Regions from separate parts of the Homo sapiens genome. Here region 2 is linked to region 1. Evidence: chromatin loops called from intact Hi-C (ENCODE). Cell type or tissue: upper lobe of right lung. All regions are shown on one strand. Each heading gives the region's core, and the rest is flanking DNA. Links, peaks and the distances in the headings are about the cores only. Region 1 overlaps P3H2 (prolyl 3-hydroxylase 2). Region 2 has its middle 82 kb from the start of P3H2-AS1.

The links. Peaks named below come from ENCODE experiments on the same cell type or tissue, not always from the same donor. Only the 100,000 strongest peaks of a DNase experiment are listed, where the experiment ranks them.
Region 2: a loop joins it to region 1, with 4 times the contacts of the local background. A loop is called at or near these places in 104 of 110 quality-filtered maps.

The regions. Positions count from the first base shown.
Region 1 is chr3:189,957,327-189,965,668 of GRCh38, forward strand. P3H2 (prolyl 3-hydroxylase 2) reads right to left here. Exons shown (of 15, transcript NM_018192.4): 14 at 6,632-6,772; 15 at 1-678. The coding sequence ends at 586. Among named protein-coding and RNA genes, the nearest start is that of MIR944, 130 kb to the left of the region's middle. In upper lobe of right lung, for the core only: CTCF peaks have their summits at 1,344 (motif pointing right) and 4,403 (motif pointing right); a DNase peak (open chromatin) is centred at 4,405.
Region 2 is chr3:190,198,595-190,206,936 of GRCh38, forward strand. No RefSeq gene overlaps it. Among named protein-coding and RNA genes, the nearest start is that of P3H2-AS1, 82 kb to the left of the region's middle. In upper lobe of right lung, for the core only: a CTCF peak has its summit at 3,412 (motif pointing left); a DNase peak (open chromatin) is centred at 3,147; H3K4me3 peaks cover 590 bases.

The DNA of each region.
Region 1 (8,342 bases), core at 1-8,000:
AGGGCTTCAGAGACCAGGCACAGGTTAATTTTAGAACTGGAGCACACGTGAGAGTTGTAGTTTCACCACCAAGAAGCTTATTCTCTCTAAGCTTTTGAATTTGCAGCAACTTAATTGTGTGTGTGTGTGTGTGTGTGTGTGTGTGTGTGTGTGTTTGGGGGAGGAGGTGAACTGGGCTTTGATAGATACATGAAATGATGAAAAACCAAGAAAGAGAGCTGGGTGTGGTGGCACGTGCCTGTGGTCCCAGCTCCCCGGGAGGCTTGAAGGATCGCCTGAGCCTAAGAGTTTGAGGCTCCAGTGTGCTATCATCACATCTGTGAATAGCCACTGCCCTATATCCTAGACAACATGGTTAGACCATGTCTCTAAGAAGAGAGAGAGAGAGAGAGAGAGAGAAAACAACCCAAAACAAGAAAGATAGATTGATAGATTGAGGCAACACAAGCATCCTTAGGAAGAGAAGGAAGATCTGATGACTGACATTAACCTGTTAATTTATACCATGGCTCTGTACAAAAATAAAAAGGTTCTCATAAGATTAACAATTTAAATAAATATTTGATAGAACATTCTTTCTCATTTTTATAGCTCATCTTTAGGGTTGATATTCAGTTCATGCTTCCCTTGCTGTTCTTGATCCAGAATTGCAATCACTTCATCAGCCTGTATTCGCTCCTGCAAAAAAGACAATTTACACATTTCTGTTACAAGCATAATAATCAGTCTCATCAGCAGACGCTTCCCAAACACTTCCTGGCATCCATCTGTACATGGGTTGATGCTATATCCAGTTAAGCATTGAACACCTCCTCTTCATCCCCAGACAGATGCCTTCTCCTAACATTCCTGGGTCCTAAGCAATTACTTTCTAAGATTTTCTCTCCTGCAAAGAACGACTGTATGTTCAACTGCTTCCTACTCTTTCTAATTCATGGCCCCATAGCCATCTCCAACTCAGTTCAGTGGTCAAGCTGAATTCACCATTTTCTCCCCAAGAACCTGCTCTGTTCTTCACGTAGGCTCTCTCTCGGTAAAGACCAACATCGCTCACCTATTTGCCTTAAAAGCCCGACCATGGTTTCCTGCATCTGATAAGTCACCTATTCTGTTCTATCTGCTGTCTCTGCCCCTTTCTCCTCAATGCACTATTGTTGCCGGAGTTTAGGTCAGGGTTTCTCAATTTTGGTCTGATTGACATTTTTAGACCAGATAATTATTTGTTGGGGGGTGGGAGGGTGGTGCTGCCCTGTGCCCTGCAGGATGCTCAGCGACACCCCGTCCTCTCTACCTACCACAGGTGTCAGTAACAACCTCCCCCACCAACCCCCAGATATTGCCAAATGTCCACTAGAGGGCAACATTGCTCCCTCTTTTTTTTTTTTTTTTTTTTTGAGATGGAATTTTGCTCTTGTTGCCCAGGCTGGAGTCCAGTGACGCGATCTCGGCTCACTGCAACCTCTGCCTCCCGGGTTCAAGCGATTCTCCTGCCTCAGCCTCCCAAGTACCTGGGTTTACAGGCGCTCACCACCATGCCCGGCTAATTTTTTATATTTTTACCATGTTGACCAGGCTTGGTCTCAAACTCCCGACCTCAGGTGATCCACCCGCCTCGCCCTCCCAAAGTGCTGGGATTACAGGAGTGAGCCACTGCACCCGGCCAATCGCTCCCTCTTGAGAGCCACCATTGTAAGCCCTCATCATCTCTTAATTACTGCCGCAGCCTCCAAATTGCTCTCGCTGTTTCACTACTCACCCTCACATGCTTCTAATGAATCCTACTGGCTTATATCTGATTATATCTCTTTCCTACTCACAGCTCTTCAATGGGTCCCTACTGCTTGAAGTTTCAGGTCTACTTTTCTTGGTGTGCTTATAAGAAGTTGCTTTACACCTGTCTCTTCTTTTTTTTTTCTTTTATTTATTTATTTATTTTTTATTATTATACTTTAAGTTTTAGGGTACATGTGCACAATGTGCAGGTTAGTTACATATGTATACATGTGCCATGCTGGTGCGCTGCACCCACTAACTCGTCATCTAGCATTAGGTATATCTCCCAATGCTATCCCTCCCCCCTCCCCCCACCCCACAACAGTCCCCAGAGTGTGATATTCCCCTTCCTGTGTCCATGTGTTCTCATTGTTCAATTCCCACCTATGAGTGAGAATATGTGGTGTTTGTTCTCTCTTCTTATTCATACCTTTCTCTCTTCTTTAGGTTTATTTTGCCTCCCTTCTCCTCACCTTATATTCCAACTTCTTAACTTACCTCAAGCTCCCTGAATGTAACACTTTCAAAAGAATTCCCTAATCCGATTCTGAATTAAGTGTTTCTCTGGATGCTCCCATTATATTCTACGCTTTCTTTTATTCCTCACATTAATCCATCAGCAGGTGCAGCTGGTCTACCTCCAAATTGTATCTCAAATCTTCCATCTCTTTTTACCTTCTCTATTACTACTCCAGTCCAAGACCACATGTTAGCTAAAGTAATCTTCTGTATCCTGTAACTCTCCAGGACTGGAGGAGATATGTGTGTGTGTGTGTGTGTGTGTGTGTGTGTGTGTGTGTGTGTGTGTGTGTGTTGGGGTGTGGGGACTACATGACTTTCCACTAGTTAGAATACAATTCGCATTTCCCAATCAGCCTGTGGAATCCGACTCCTGCCGCCTCCACGTCCTCTACTGAAGCCACTCTCCCTCTTGTCTGCCATATTCCAGATGCTCTGGCTTTCTTTGTTTCTTGGTGACTCCAAACATCTTATTGTCTCTGGGCCTTTGCAGCTTGTCCTCTGCCTGGAATACTCTCCTCCAGACATTTATCCTAGTGGACTTCTAATTTATTAGGTTTCAGCTCACATGCCACTTGTTTGGCGAGGCCTCACAATTTGCCGCTCCTACCCTTTCACTCCAGAATCAGTTGTCTTGTTCCATTTTCCACACATCATTGGTCACCGTGTGAAAAATCTCTCGATTATTTATTTATTTTTTACTTTTTTGGGATCTGTTTCCTTCCACTAGAATGTAAGCTCCAGAAGAGCAGGGCATCTTATCTTCTTGGTCACTACTGTATTTTCAGTGCTCAGAAAAGCCACTGACATGTGGCAAGAGTTCTATTTTCTTTGATGAGTAAATGTGTAAATGGATGAAGCCTTTCTCTGTCTAAAATGCCTCTCCCTAAAGAAATTGATCTTTTAAAGCTTTTTTTCAAATGCCATCTCCTCAAAGAAGCCTTTTTGGATTGCTTTTTGATATCCCTCAAACCACGCATTTGCTGCTAAGGATTCTTACCAAAACTTGCCTTGTGGTTTAATTAGTTGGGTCCTTGTATTATTTCTCCAATTTGACTTCAAGCTCCTTGAAAATAGGAATTATATCCTACTAGTGTGCATTCCCCATAGGCGGTCTTTAACACAGTGCCTGCGCACAGTAAGTTAAATAAATAACTATTTTATGAATTGAAAACAAAGCCCCTTTCATGCAAGAGCTTGTAATAAAAAATGTTTACAAAAAGGCAACTAAAAGGACTAGATATACTAAATAACAGAAAATTAAGTTGCTGCCACATCTAAATAAAAAGCCCAAGTACTACTTTACAAATATAAGGAAAACAATCTTTTTTTTTTTTTTCAAGACAGAGTCTCACTCTGTTGCCCAGGTTGGAGTGCAGTGGTGCGATCTCGGGTTACAGCAACCTCCACCTCCTGGATTCAAGTGATTCTCCTGCCTCAGCCTCCCCAGTAGCTGGGATTACAGGCATATGCCACCATGCCTGGCTAATTTTTGTAATTTTAGTAGAGACGGGGTTTCGCCATGTTGGCCAGGCTGGTTTCGAACCCCTGACCTCAGGTGATCTGCCCGCCTCGGCCTCCCCAAGTGCTAGGATTACAGGACTGAGCCACCGTGCCCGGCCAAGGAAAACAATCCTGATACTTAACAAATCGACACACATACAAAGCTTTCACATCTGTTGACCACAAGAAATGATTGTAATCTTGTTTCTCATTAAGGGAAAGAAATTCAAGAGCTGGAACCAATATATATGAAGCTTCGAACATCCTTGCATCCTTAAAAGGATGTTGCTAAATACTCCTTGAGAACTGAGACCCTTTAAAGTAATTCATAATAAGCATGAGAATCGGCCAGCTCTAATGACTTGTTCATAGGTAGGCATTTTTTTTTTCTGAGATTCAATCTGCAAAAAGACGTCTAGGCCAGGAACTCCCAAACTCTGCTGCTGCACGTTAGAATCACCTGGGGAGCTCTTAAAACTCCTGAAACACAGATGTTAGTAGTTTGTAACGATCAATAGATGATCTCCACGTGTAGCAAAGAATGATTCACAGCCTGGGCTAATTTAGCTGAGGAAAAAGTTCTGGTCATTTCCCACTGTGGCCACTAGATGCCGCTACGGCCTGAAGACTGGAGAGGTTTTCTAGTACTTTTCCATCAGAGGAAGGGACGCTGGCGTTGATGTTTCCTATTACAAAGGAGCAAAGAGAACTTACTTTGTGTTAGCTTATTTTGAGAGAACAATACCTTGGAAAAGGGAGTTTGGATACTGAATGATGAAATAGATTAAATGTCTGCTGAATTGAATACTAGAATAGTGAGGTAATATTTCAATAATTTTATCTTCACTGTCTACCCATTGACATAGGTTCCTTAGTTTAAAAAAAAATGCTTTGATGGAATGCTAACATTTTGGAGATGGAAAATACCAGGATATAAAGTAATGATAGGGGAAGGCAATTGTTTGCTGCTCCCTTGAGGTTTTCAGGACTCTGTGCTCTGGTCCTTTTGTCAGGGCCTTTCTTTCTTTTTCTTCTTCTTCTTTTTTTTTTTTTTTTTTTTTTTTAAGACAGAGTCTCACTCTTGTCGCCCAGGTTACAGTGTGGTGGAGTGATCTCAGCTCACTGCAACTGCAGCCTCCACCTCCTGGGTTCAAGCGATTCCCCTGCCTCAGGCTCCCGAGCAGCTGGGATTACAGGTGCGTGCCACCACGCCAGGCTAATTTTTGTATTTTTAGTAGAGATGGGGTTTCACCATGTTGGCCAGGCTGGTCTCCAACTCCTGACCTCAGGTGATCCACCCACCTAGGCCTCCAAAAGTGCAGGGATTATAGGCGTGAGCCACCACGCCCAGCCAGGGCCATTTTTTCTATGCCTGGCTATCGTCTTTGCTTCTAGGTCTGAGCTTATAGAAGTCTTCCTTGATTCCCTGCTACAAAACATATACTGTTCTCTTCTTACAGCGTATTTACTAGCTGTTCTGTCCAAGCTCCTCATAGTCCAGGACCTTGTTCTGTTCACCCTTCTACCCCTAGGGCCTATCTAGCAGAGTTTCCAAGGCAGATAATAATAGCTCTTCTGTACAATAAAAGGTCACAATAGGTCTTTTGTAAAATATGTGAAAGAATGGCTTAGGGAATGTGGGGAAACACTTTGTAAGTTAGATTTGATGGTGAAAAGTATATGAGAAAAACGCATTATTTTTAAATAGTTTCTGATGAAATTGGATTCAACTTAGGAACCTAACAAGGAAAACTGGATAGAATGCCAGTTTTAAGAATAGAATTTCATAGCTTCATCAATACTTAGGGCTGGAGAAGATTTGGAGGTCATCCAGTTAAGCCTCTGCTACGATGTTTTAGATTCCATTTCAGCGTTCCATGCTAAGCAGTTGCCTGGGCTTTGATTGGAGCCATCCAATCAGTGCTTCCAAAGCAGACAATTCTGCCAAACTGTGGTGACTATTTGAAAGTTATTCCTTGTGTGGAGCCCAAATTTTCCCTCCAGGGCTTCTACCCATTGGTCTTAATTCATACCGCTGCAGCTCCACAGGTGGAGACTATGACATCTGCCCACGGGCTTCCAAAACGATGAGATCATGGTCTCCTCCTAGCTAAGTGTCCTCAGCTAGTTTGCATATAATAATATTGAAATACTTAATGTAATAACAGTAATAAGTAATAATAATCTTTTAGGTTTCCTTGCCCTCTTTCAAATACGTTTCATAAATGATTCAATACTATTTCTTATGATTTGCGAGAAAACAAATCCGTCTTCTGGGTGACCAATAAAAAGTGATTCCTCCCTGATGCCACAGAGTTGTTTTGGTTTTTGTTTTTGTTTTGAGACAGAGTCTTGCCCTGTTGCCCAGGCTGAAGTGCAGTGGTGCGATCTCGGCTTACTGCAATTTACGCCTCCCAGGTTCAAGCGATTCTCCTGCCTCAGCTTCCCGAGTAACTGGAACTACAGGCGCATGCCACCACATCCAGCTAATTTTGTATTTTTAGTAGAGATGGGGTTTCAGCATGTTGATCAGGCTGGTCTCGAACTCCCGACCTCAAGTGATCTGCCCACCTCGGCCTCCCAAAGTTCTGGGGTTATAGGAGTGAGCCACCACGCCCAGCCTTACAATTTGTTAATAAGCTCAAGACAGATTAGTGACTATCAAATATCATTGACACAGCTATTTCTACAAACATCTTCACTTACTAGAACATATCTGATTAAGAACTGCCTTTACCCTCTTCTTTTCCTCAGACGAAGCAATTTAAAGGACTTCTCAGATAAAGCAGTTCATGAAGCAAGCCTAATTGGCTTTCTGGGCGGGTGAGAAACTCACCAATTCTCTATAAAGTGGGTCCAAGGTGAACCACAGAGCCACAGCACACCTCTTTCCCTTGGTGACTGCCTTCACCCCATGAGGGTTCTCTCCTCCAGATGAGAAGCTGATCATGCGCCCACATTTTGGTTTTATAGAGGCCTGAGAAAGAAAGCAAAAATTAGACTTTCAATTGTTGTATCATAAACATTTCCACAACTCCTGCTTCTCTGGCTATGAGATTATTTGAGTTAAGGCCTGAGGCGAAGAATAAAGGAATCCTGGGATTGAAGATGATGTAAATTATCTCAATTTTCTCACCCGTAAAACAAAGGTAAGGTCAAAATAATATATACCTCAGAAAATAAAAAGATGTTCAAGTAAAACGTGTAGCAAAGTCCACATACATAGTAATCATTCAATACATGCTATATATATGATAGCCTGCAAATTCAAAGAAGGCAAAGTTTTCCTCTCATAATTCATTTCTGTAGCTTTTGCACTAGCAAAGCATCCGGATACAAGGTAGGTGTCCATTCCATACTTGTGTAATTAACAAACAAACAAACAGGACATCTGCAGTGCTGGAAAAGTTGTTATTGATCTAGGTAGTGGTTACATGAGCGTATACGCTTTCTAATTTTTAAATTGTACATTCATGGTTTATGTGCTTTTCACAATACAAACATTTTTAAAAGTCATAATTCTGTATGATATTTCATTTCCTTTACACTATTGTTTCCCAGTGGTCGTTTAGGCATTGTTTGAACATCTCTAGTGGTGAGAACACGACACCCCTTGGAGTGGCCTATTCGCCATCACCCTTAAGTGTTTTAAGACTGACACAGTCCTTCGCAGCTTATGCACTGCTCAGGTGGAGCTGTCCACAGCGTTTAGGTAGAAGAGTGTAGTGAGAGAAAAAGAAATACTGCTGGGCTCACTGAGCCAGGGTAGAAGATCAAACAAGCTGCCTCTTCAAATTGAATGAGCTTAAGCAACTGAATATTAGAGGCCTTGCTTCTGTGTTTAAAGAAGTGTCTCATGTGAGTAGAATCCATTTTGTCTTTCTTGGGAAATACAGAAACTTTATTCATTCCTCTGTATAGTTCAGAAAAGTAAAGTAAAACCAAAAAAAAGTGGCACTAGCCATTTTACTAGGTGAGAACATGGACTGGTTCTCACTAGCCATTTTCTGAATTGACTTGAGTTGACATATGCCCGTAAATCTTTGGTTTCCTTCTGCATAAAATGAGCTGGCTGGTTTTTCACTGCTAGCTTCAGGAAGAATATTTGAAAAATTTCCTAAAGTCCTTGGTTGCTACATAACATAGGTACTCCCGGACTACGTGACTACATATGGAAGGTAAGAGGTAGGTGGAGGAGTCGGAAAGCCAGAGAGACAGGTGGGTGCATATGTGTTTATGTGGGCATGTGTGTGTGTTTATGTCTGTGTGAGTCTGCATGTGTGTGTATATGTGACTTGTGTGTGAGTGTTAAAGGGAAGAGCAGAAAAAAAGCAGTCAGTTTCTTTTTACTCTTCTACTCACAATAACTGAAGAGTGATTTGTCTTTGCTGGAATTGCTTTTCCTAAACAGCTTTACCAAGGCAACTGTTCTGATGTAAATCTAGAGAGTTCACGAGTTAGTCGTGTCCTCAGTATCAATGTGATTCTGTTTTTCTGGAGAAGGAATTTGTACATTTCCACATAGAAGCAGCAAAATAAGTGAAAGG
Region 2 (8,342 bases), core at 196-8,195, 240 kb after region 1:
AAGCAAAGCGTAACTACATTTTTCTCTCCTTTTTTTAAGGGAGCAGCACTAATACCTTACAATTTTTACTACAAAATGATGGAGCATAAATATAATTTTTGGAAAAAAATTAATTCTTTCATATAAAAAGGCAAACAGAAGGCTATTATTATTAAAAGATTAGTAAAATTATTAAAATGAGCAATTAGAGAACATTAAGCTAGACAATTTACCACATGTACATCCTATTATTCTGTGCACTATACATTAAGCCAAGTACAATGGAGGTTAAAAAGCTCAGAAGAATCCAGATCATACCAAAAGACTTGGCAAGTTCCCTTGACTTCTTTCTAGATTGCTACTACTATTGAAAACAATAATTACTGTTTATTGTGTTCTTAGTATTTGCCTGACACTGTGTTAAGTGTTTGAAAGTATTGTAGCATTCATCTTGATAACTCTGTCATGTAGACATTATCATAAATTCATTTTATAAATGAGAAAGTCTGAGAATTAGAGATGCTAAGTTACTTGCATAAAGGCAGAGAAAAAAATGTGGTAAGGCAGATATTCAAAGCCAGATTCTTCTGAGTCCAAAGTGAATGCTCCCAACATCTAAGCTAATACTCATTTTGAGATTTCAATTCTAAGTAATTAACAGAAAGATTATGTTGTTAATACAACATACCTTAACATACCTTACATACCTTATTTTACTTTTTATTGTGCTTTGCTTTATTGTGTTTTGCACATATTGCTTTTTTTTTTTTTAATAAATTGAAGGTTTATGGCGACCTTGCATCAAGCAAGTCTACTGGTACCATTTTTTTGACAGCACTCACTTCATTTCTCTGTGTCACATTTTGGTTATTATTGCAATTTTTCAAACTTTTTAATTGTTATTATATCTGTTACAGTGATCAGTCCTCCATTACAATAAGCAAGATAGTCTGAGAGATTCTAGAATATTTCTTTTTTCTTCTTCAAACTTTTTTGAGTGTGACTTGCAGTATGAAATACATTTTTATCGCAACCCAGTATACATATAGATGCATATATTTAGCTGAAACAGTATCTCACAGAAGTAATATTTGCCCTTACTATATTATTAAACTCTGACATTTTACTACCATATTTTATTTTATTTTTTTATATTGCTGGATGCAATGAACTAAATTGGTTTCACAACTCAGTAATAGGCCATAACTTACTATTTCAAAAGTATTGGCTGAAAAAACATTAAGAGAGGTAAATGCTGATAATCTGTGTGCCCTAGAGGAAGAGAAGGACTCAGGTAATGTACAGGCCATGTTAGATGATTGTTAAAAGTATGAGGTTTGGGCCAGGCGTTGTGGCTCACACCTGTAATTCCAACACTTTCGGAGGCTGAGGTGGGTGGATCACTTGAGGTCAGGGGTTCTTGACCAGCCTGGCCAACATGGTGAAACCCCATCTCTATTAAAAATACAAAAATTGGCCGTGCATGGTGGGCACACCTGTAATCCCAGCTACCTGGGAGGCTGAGGCAGGAGAATCACTTGAACCCGGGAGGCGGAGGTTGCAGTGAGTTGCGATTGTGCCACTGCGCTCCAGCTCCAGCCTGGGCAACAAGGGCAACAGCAGTCTGAATATATATATATATATATCTCCTCAGGGATAGGAGCAAGCAGGAATCATTTCTTTTTTTTTTTTTTGAGACGGAGTCTCACTCTGTCGCCCAGGATGGAGTGCAGTGGCACCATCTCAGCTCACTACAAGCTCCGCCTCCTGGATTAACGCTGTTCTCCTGCCTTGCCTCCCCAGCAGCTGGGACTACAGGCTCCCGCCACCACACCCAGCTAATTTTTTGTATTTGTAGTAGAGATGGGGTTCCACCATGTTAGCCAGGATGGTCTCGATCTCCTGACCTTGTGATCCGCCCGCCTCGGCCTCCCAAAGTGCTGGGATTACAGGCGTGAGCGACCGCACCCGGTCAGTCATTTCTTAATAAAAGAGTTGCCTGGCCTACCTCTTTAAGAAGAACAGCAACTCACCTTGCAAACATAATTCAAGTATATGTGTGTGTGTGTGTGTATATATATATACACACGCATATATATGTGTATATATATATTTATGTCAAACCTCATATATATGTATATGTGTGTGTGTATATATATGTCAATATATTTTTATGTCAAACCTCATATATATAATATATATAATATTAATAAAATATATTATATATTATATATATTATATATAATAAAATATAATATATATTATATATAATATATAATAAAATATATTATATATTATATATATTATATATAATAAAATATAATATATATTATATATAATATATAATAAAATATATTATATATTATATATATTATATATAATAAAATATATTATATATTATATATATATGAGGTTTGACATAAACCTCAGGGGTGGGGGTGGTGGAAGGGAGAGCATCAGGAAAAATAGCTATTGCATGCTGGGCTTAATACCTAGGTGATAGGTTGATAGGTGCAGCAAACCACCATGGCACACGTTTACCAATGTAACAAACCTGCACATCCTGCACATGTACCCTGCACATTTACCTATGTAACAAACCTGTAGATCCTGCACATGTAACTTAAAATAAATAAATAAATAAGGCTTTAGAATGAAATTGAGTTTAGGGCCATGAATACAGTTTGACGGGTGTGGGCACAGAGGTGATGTTTGGCATCAGAGTAGATAAGTTATTTGAAGAGAGAAAAACAAAAAGAATAGAGTAAAGCAGAAGATGAGAAACTAAACTCTACTGAGTACCCACAGTTCTGCAGTGGAGTAAAGAAGAAGAATTAGAGAAAGTACTCTCTCTATATAGTATTCGTATATGTATATGAATGAAGGATTTAGTAAAGTATAATTTATGGTAATAGTTTTTACCGTCAGAAGTATTTTCTTTATTTTATATTGAAGTTTTTGTTTTAAGATTAATACTGTTGGCCGGGCGCGGTGGCTCACGCTTGTAATCCCAGCACTTTGGGAGGCAGAGGCGGGCGGATCACGAGGTCAGGAGATCGAGACCATCCTGGCTAAAACGGTGAAACCCCGTCTCTACTAAAAATACAAAAACTTAGCCGGGAGTGGTTGTGGGCGCCTGTAGTCCCAGTTACTCGGGAGGCTGGAGAATGGCGTGAACCCGGGAGGCGGGGCTTGCAGTGAGCCGAGATCGCGCTACTGCACTCCAGCCTGGGCGACAGAGCGAGGCTCCGTCTCAAAAAAAAAAAAAAAAAAAAAAGAAAAAGATTAATACTATTGTCAGTATGCTGGTTCATTGTGGAGTATAAAATAATTTATTCTTCTCCATGAGCAAGTCGTGATCAGTTTCTTGTCTAAAAACCTTCCTATAAGTCCAGGAAAGATGGCTTATTCTGCCATCTTGTGGCTTGTTTTATTATGTTATCACTGTACATTGAGAAGTAATGGGTTAAAAGAAAACCAAACCGAAATTTACCCGAAGGTGTATTTTAATTATAGTACATACTAAGTGTATATTGGAGGCCAGGCAATAGAGCTAGGAAAATAAAAATATGAGGTATATCCTTCTCTTAAGGTTGATATTGGGCACCCGTTCAGAATATTCCTTCTCATAAAGTTCTAGGAAATAAAATCATAAATTAAGTAGGAATAAGCCTAACATGAAATGAACAAGATATTTATAAGGAAAATTGTAGAACCCTACTAAGGAACATAGAATAATGAAGGGATATATTGTAATTGTTAAAATATTTATTATTATAATATGCATACATCTTCCAGAGTAAGCTACAGGTCTGAAAATATCACAGGCAAAACCCCCAAAGAATGTTGTTTGTATATTTGAATATTATAACTTGGTAGTATAGTTCAAATGTAAGAGAAAATGTGAAACAATAACAAAAGAAAAATGAAAAAGAAAGGAGAAGAAAAAGGGCTTGCTTAAGATATAAAATGCACCATAACATAACAGTCATTAAAAGACACAAAATATGCAAAAGTAAACAAGTAGGCCAGCTGAATCGCATAGAGTCCAGGAAGAAACTCATGAAAAGTATTGACAGCTGATATTTGAAGTGACATTTTAAGTTGGTGGGGGAAAAAGAGAGCAAGTATTTCATGAATGATGTTTTAAAAATTTACCACGCATTGGGAAAAAATAGAGTTGTTTTCAACTTTAAGCTATATACCAATATGAATTTCTTATGTTTAGAGAGCTAGATGTGACAAAAAAGTCTATGTAAGTGTGATATGGTTTGGCTGTGTCCCCACCCAAATCTCATCTTGAATTGTAGCTCCCATAATTCCCATATGTTGTCGGAGGGACCTGGTAGAAGGTAATTGAATCATGGGGGCAGTTCCCCCATACTGTTCTCATGGTAGTGAATGAGTCCCATGACATCTGATGGTTTTATAAGGGGAAACCCCTTTTGCTTGGCTTTCATTCTCTCCTAAACTGCTCCCATGTAAGATGTACCTTTCACCTTCTGCCGTGAGTGTGAGACCTCCCCAGCCAAGTGGAACTGTGAGTCTATTAAACCTCTTTTCTTCTTTGTAAATTGTCCAGTCTTGGGTATGTCTTTGTCAGCAGCATGAGAACAGACTAATACATTAAATTGGTACTGGTAGACTGGGGTACTGCTGTAAAGATACCCAAAAATATGGAAGTGGTGTTGGAACTGGGTAACAAGCAGGTGTTGGAACAGTTTGGAGGGCTCAGAAGAAGACAGGAAAATGTGGGAAAGTTTGGAACTTCCTGGAAACATTTTCAATGGCTTTGACCAAAATGCTGATAATGATATGGACGATGAAATTCAGGCTGAGGTCATCTCAGATGGAGATGAGGAATTTGTTGGGAACTGGAATAAGGTGACTCTTGCTATATTTTAGCAAGGAGACTGGTGGCATTTTGCCACTGCCCTAGAGATTTGCAGAACTTTGAAATTGAGGGAGATGATTTAGGGTATCTGGCAGAAGAAATTTCTAAGCAGCAAAGCCTTCAAGATGTGACTTATGTTCTGTTAAAAGCGTTCAATTTTAAAAGGGAAACAGAGCATGAAAGTTTGGATAATTTGCAGCCTGATGATGTGATAGAAAAGAAAAACCCATTTTCTGAGGAGAAATTCAAGCCAGCTGCAGAAATTTGCATAAGTAATCAGGAGACAAATGTTAATCTCTAAAACAATGGGGAAAATATCTCCAGGGCATGTCAGAGACATGCAGCAGCCCCTTCCATCACAGGTCCAGAGGCCTAAGAGGAAAAAATGATTTCCTGAGCCTGGTCCAGGACCCCTCTGCTCTGTGCAGCCTAGAGACTTGGTGCCCTGCATCCTAGCCACTCTAGCCTTGACTAAAAGGGGACAAGATACAGCTCAGACCATGGCTTCAGAGGGTGCAAGGCCAAAGCATTGGCAGCTTCCAGGAGGTGTTGGGCCCGTGGGTGCTCAGAAATCAAGAATTGAGGTTTGGGAACCTTTGCCTATATTTCGCAGGATGTATGGAAAAGCCTGTATGTCCAGGCAGAAGTTTGCTGCAGGGGCAGGGTGCTCATAGAGAACCTCTTCTAGGGCAGTGTGGAAGGGGTTGAAGCTGCCACACAGAATTCCCACTGGGACACTGCCTAGTGGAGCTGTGAGAAGAGGGCCACTATCTGCCAGACCCCAGAATGATAGATCCACTGACAGCTGGCATCGTGCACCTGGAAAAGCCACAGACACTCAGCACCAACCCATGAAAGCAACCAGGAGGGAGGCTGTACCCTGTAAAGCCACAGAGGCAGAGTTGCCCAAGACCATGAGAGCCCGTCTCTTGCATCAGCGTGACCTGGATGTGAGACCTGGAGTCAAAGGAGGTCATTCTGGAGCTTTAAAATTTGACTGCCCCACTGGATTTTGGACTTGCATGGGGTTTTAGCCCCTTCATTTTGGCCAATTTCTCCTGTTTGGAATGGGTGTATTTATCTAATGCCTATATCCCCATTGTATTTAGGAAGTAACTAACTTGCTTTTGGTTTTACAGGCTCATGGGTGGAAGGGACTTGCCTTGTCTCAGATGAGACTTTGGATGGTGGACATTTGAGTTAATGTTGAAATGAGTTAAGACTTCGAAGGACTGTTGGGAAGGCATGATTGGTTTTGAAATGTGAGATTTGTGAAGGGCCAGGGGTGGAATGATGTGGTTTGGCTGTGTCCCTACCCGAATCTGATCTTGAATTATAACTTCCATAATTCCCATGTGTTATAGGAGGGACCTGGTTGGTGGTAATTGAATCATGGGAGCAGTTTCCCCCATATTGCTCTCATGGTAGTGAATAAGTCTCGTGAGATCTGATGGTTTTATAAGGGGAAACCCCTTTCACTTGGGTCTCATTCTCTTCTTGTCTGCCACCAAGTTAGTTGGGTCTTTTGTCTTCTGCCATGATTGTGTGGCCTCCCCAACCATGTGGCACTGTGAGTCCACTAAACATTTTTTTCTTCATAAATTACCCAGTCTTGAGTATGTCTTTATTAGCAGCATGAGAACAAACTAATACAAAGTGTTAAGGAGAAAATGCAGAATAATTTTTATAACCATATGGTTGGAGAGCCTAAGCAAAACACAGCCCTAAAGCCATAAAGAAAAGGTTTAACACACTTAACTACGTACAAATTTTCAATTCTCTGTGATGAAAGACACCACAAACAAAGTTAACAACAAATGACAGACTGGAAATGACATTCAGAATATAAAAGTGGTTCGACACATCAATAAGAAAACAAATCAATAGAAGACAGGCAAATTATTTTGACTGTGATTCACTGAAGAAGTACAAATGGCCCAAAAACTGATAAAAGATGTTCAACCTTAATACTGATAAGAAATGCAGATTAAAATTAAAATAAGATATTTATTTGTTTTTAAAGTTTGTAATATTAGGAGTGTATGATACTATAGGAAAATAGGCACCCTCAAATACTCTTGTACAGTAATGAATTGGTGAAGCATTTTTGGAAGGCAGTTCAACAGAAACTATAAAATTTTAAAATCCACTTATTTTTGACATAGCAATTCTACTTCTGGAATCAATCTTAAGGAAATATTCACATATGTGCACAAAGATGTATGCTCCTTGCTTGCATTATATTTAATAATAGTGAAAAAATGGAAAATACACTTAAGTAAAATAACTTTCTTTACTTGCTTTCCAAAACAATATTTTCCTGACTTTCTTCAATGGCCACTCATACTGAGTCTCTTTTCTTGGTTCCTGTTCATCTCCCCCACCTCCTGTTACAGTTCCCCAAGGCTCAGTTCTCATATCTTTGTCTATACTTATTCCTTGGTGACATCATTTGGTCTTTTGGTTCTATGATTCAGCGTTCTCTATTCACCACTTGACTCACTCTATGCTGATGACACCCCAGTTGATATTTCTTTCTCAGACTCTTCCTCTAACATACAAACTCATACATCTACCTACCTGCTTGATATCTTCTTTTCTATACCTAATATTTATCTCAAACTTTACTTGAAAAGCAAACTTTTGATCCTCTCTTCCAAATCTGTTCTTACCTTAATCTTCTAGATTTCAGTCAATAGAAACTTCATCATTCCAGTGGACCAGGCCAAAATTCTAGATGTCATATTTGAAATTTCTTTCTCTCATGTCCTCCATCCAATTTGTCGGCAATTTGTACAGCCCAATTATTGGCTGTGCTTTCAAGATATATGAAGAATCCAATCATCTCTCACCTCCATTCTTACTACTGTGGTCTGAACCACCATCATCACTTACCTGAATGACTGAAACAGCCTCCTAACTGGTTTCCTGATTTCCACCCTTATCCCTCTGTGGTTTGATTTTAGTAGAGCAGGCATGGTCACCTGCACTCTTTCAAATCTTCAGAGCCTCGAGGCATAGTCTGGACATAAGGCCCATGTTCTTCCTCTTTCCTCAGCCTGTATTTTGTCACTCATTACCTCACTTATATTAAGCTTTTACTCAAGTATCACCTTCATATTGAGACTTCCTTGACTACTCAGATTCATCACCATCTGATATCGTATATATTTTTTCTTTTTCTTTTCTTTCTTTCTTTCCTTTTTTTTTTTTTTTTTTTTTTTTGACAGAATCTCACTCTGTTGCCAGGCTGGAGTGCAGTGGCATGATCTCGGCTCACTGCAGCCTCCGCCTCCCTAGTTCAAGGGATTATCCTGCCTTGGCCTCCCGAGTAGCTGGGACTTCAGGCACACACCACCATGCCCAGCTAATTTTTATATTTTTAGTAGAGACGGGGTTTCACCATGTTGGCCAGGATGGTCTGGATCTGACCTCGTGATCCACCCACCTCAGCCTCCCAAAGTGCTGG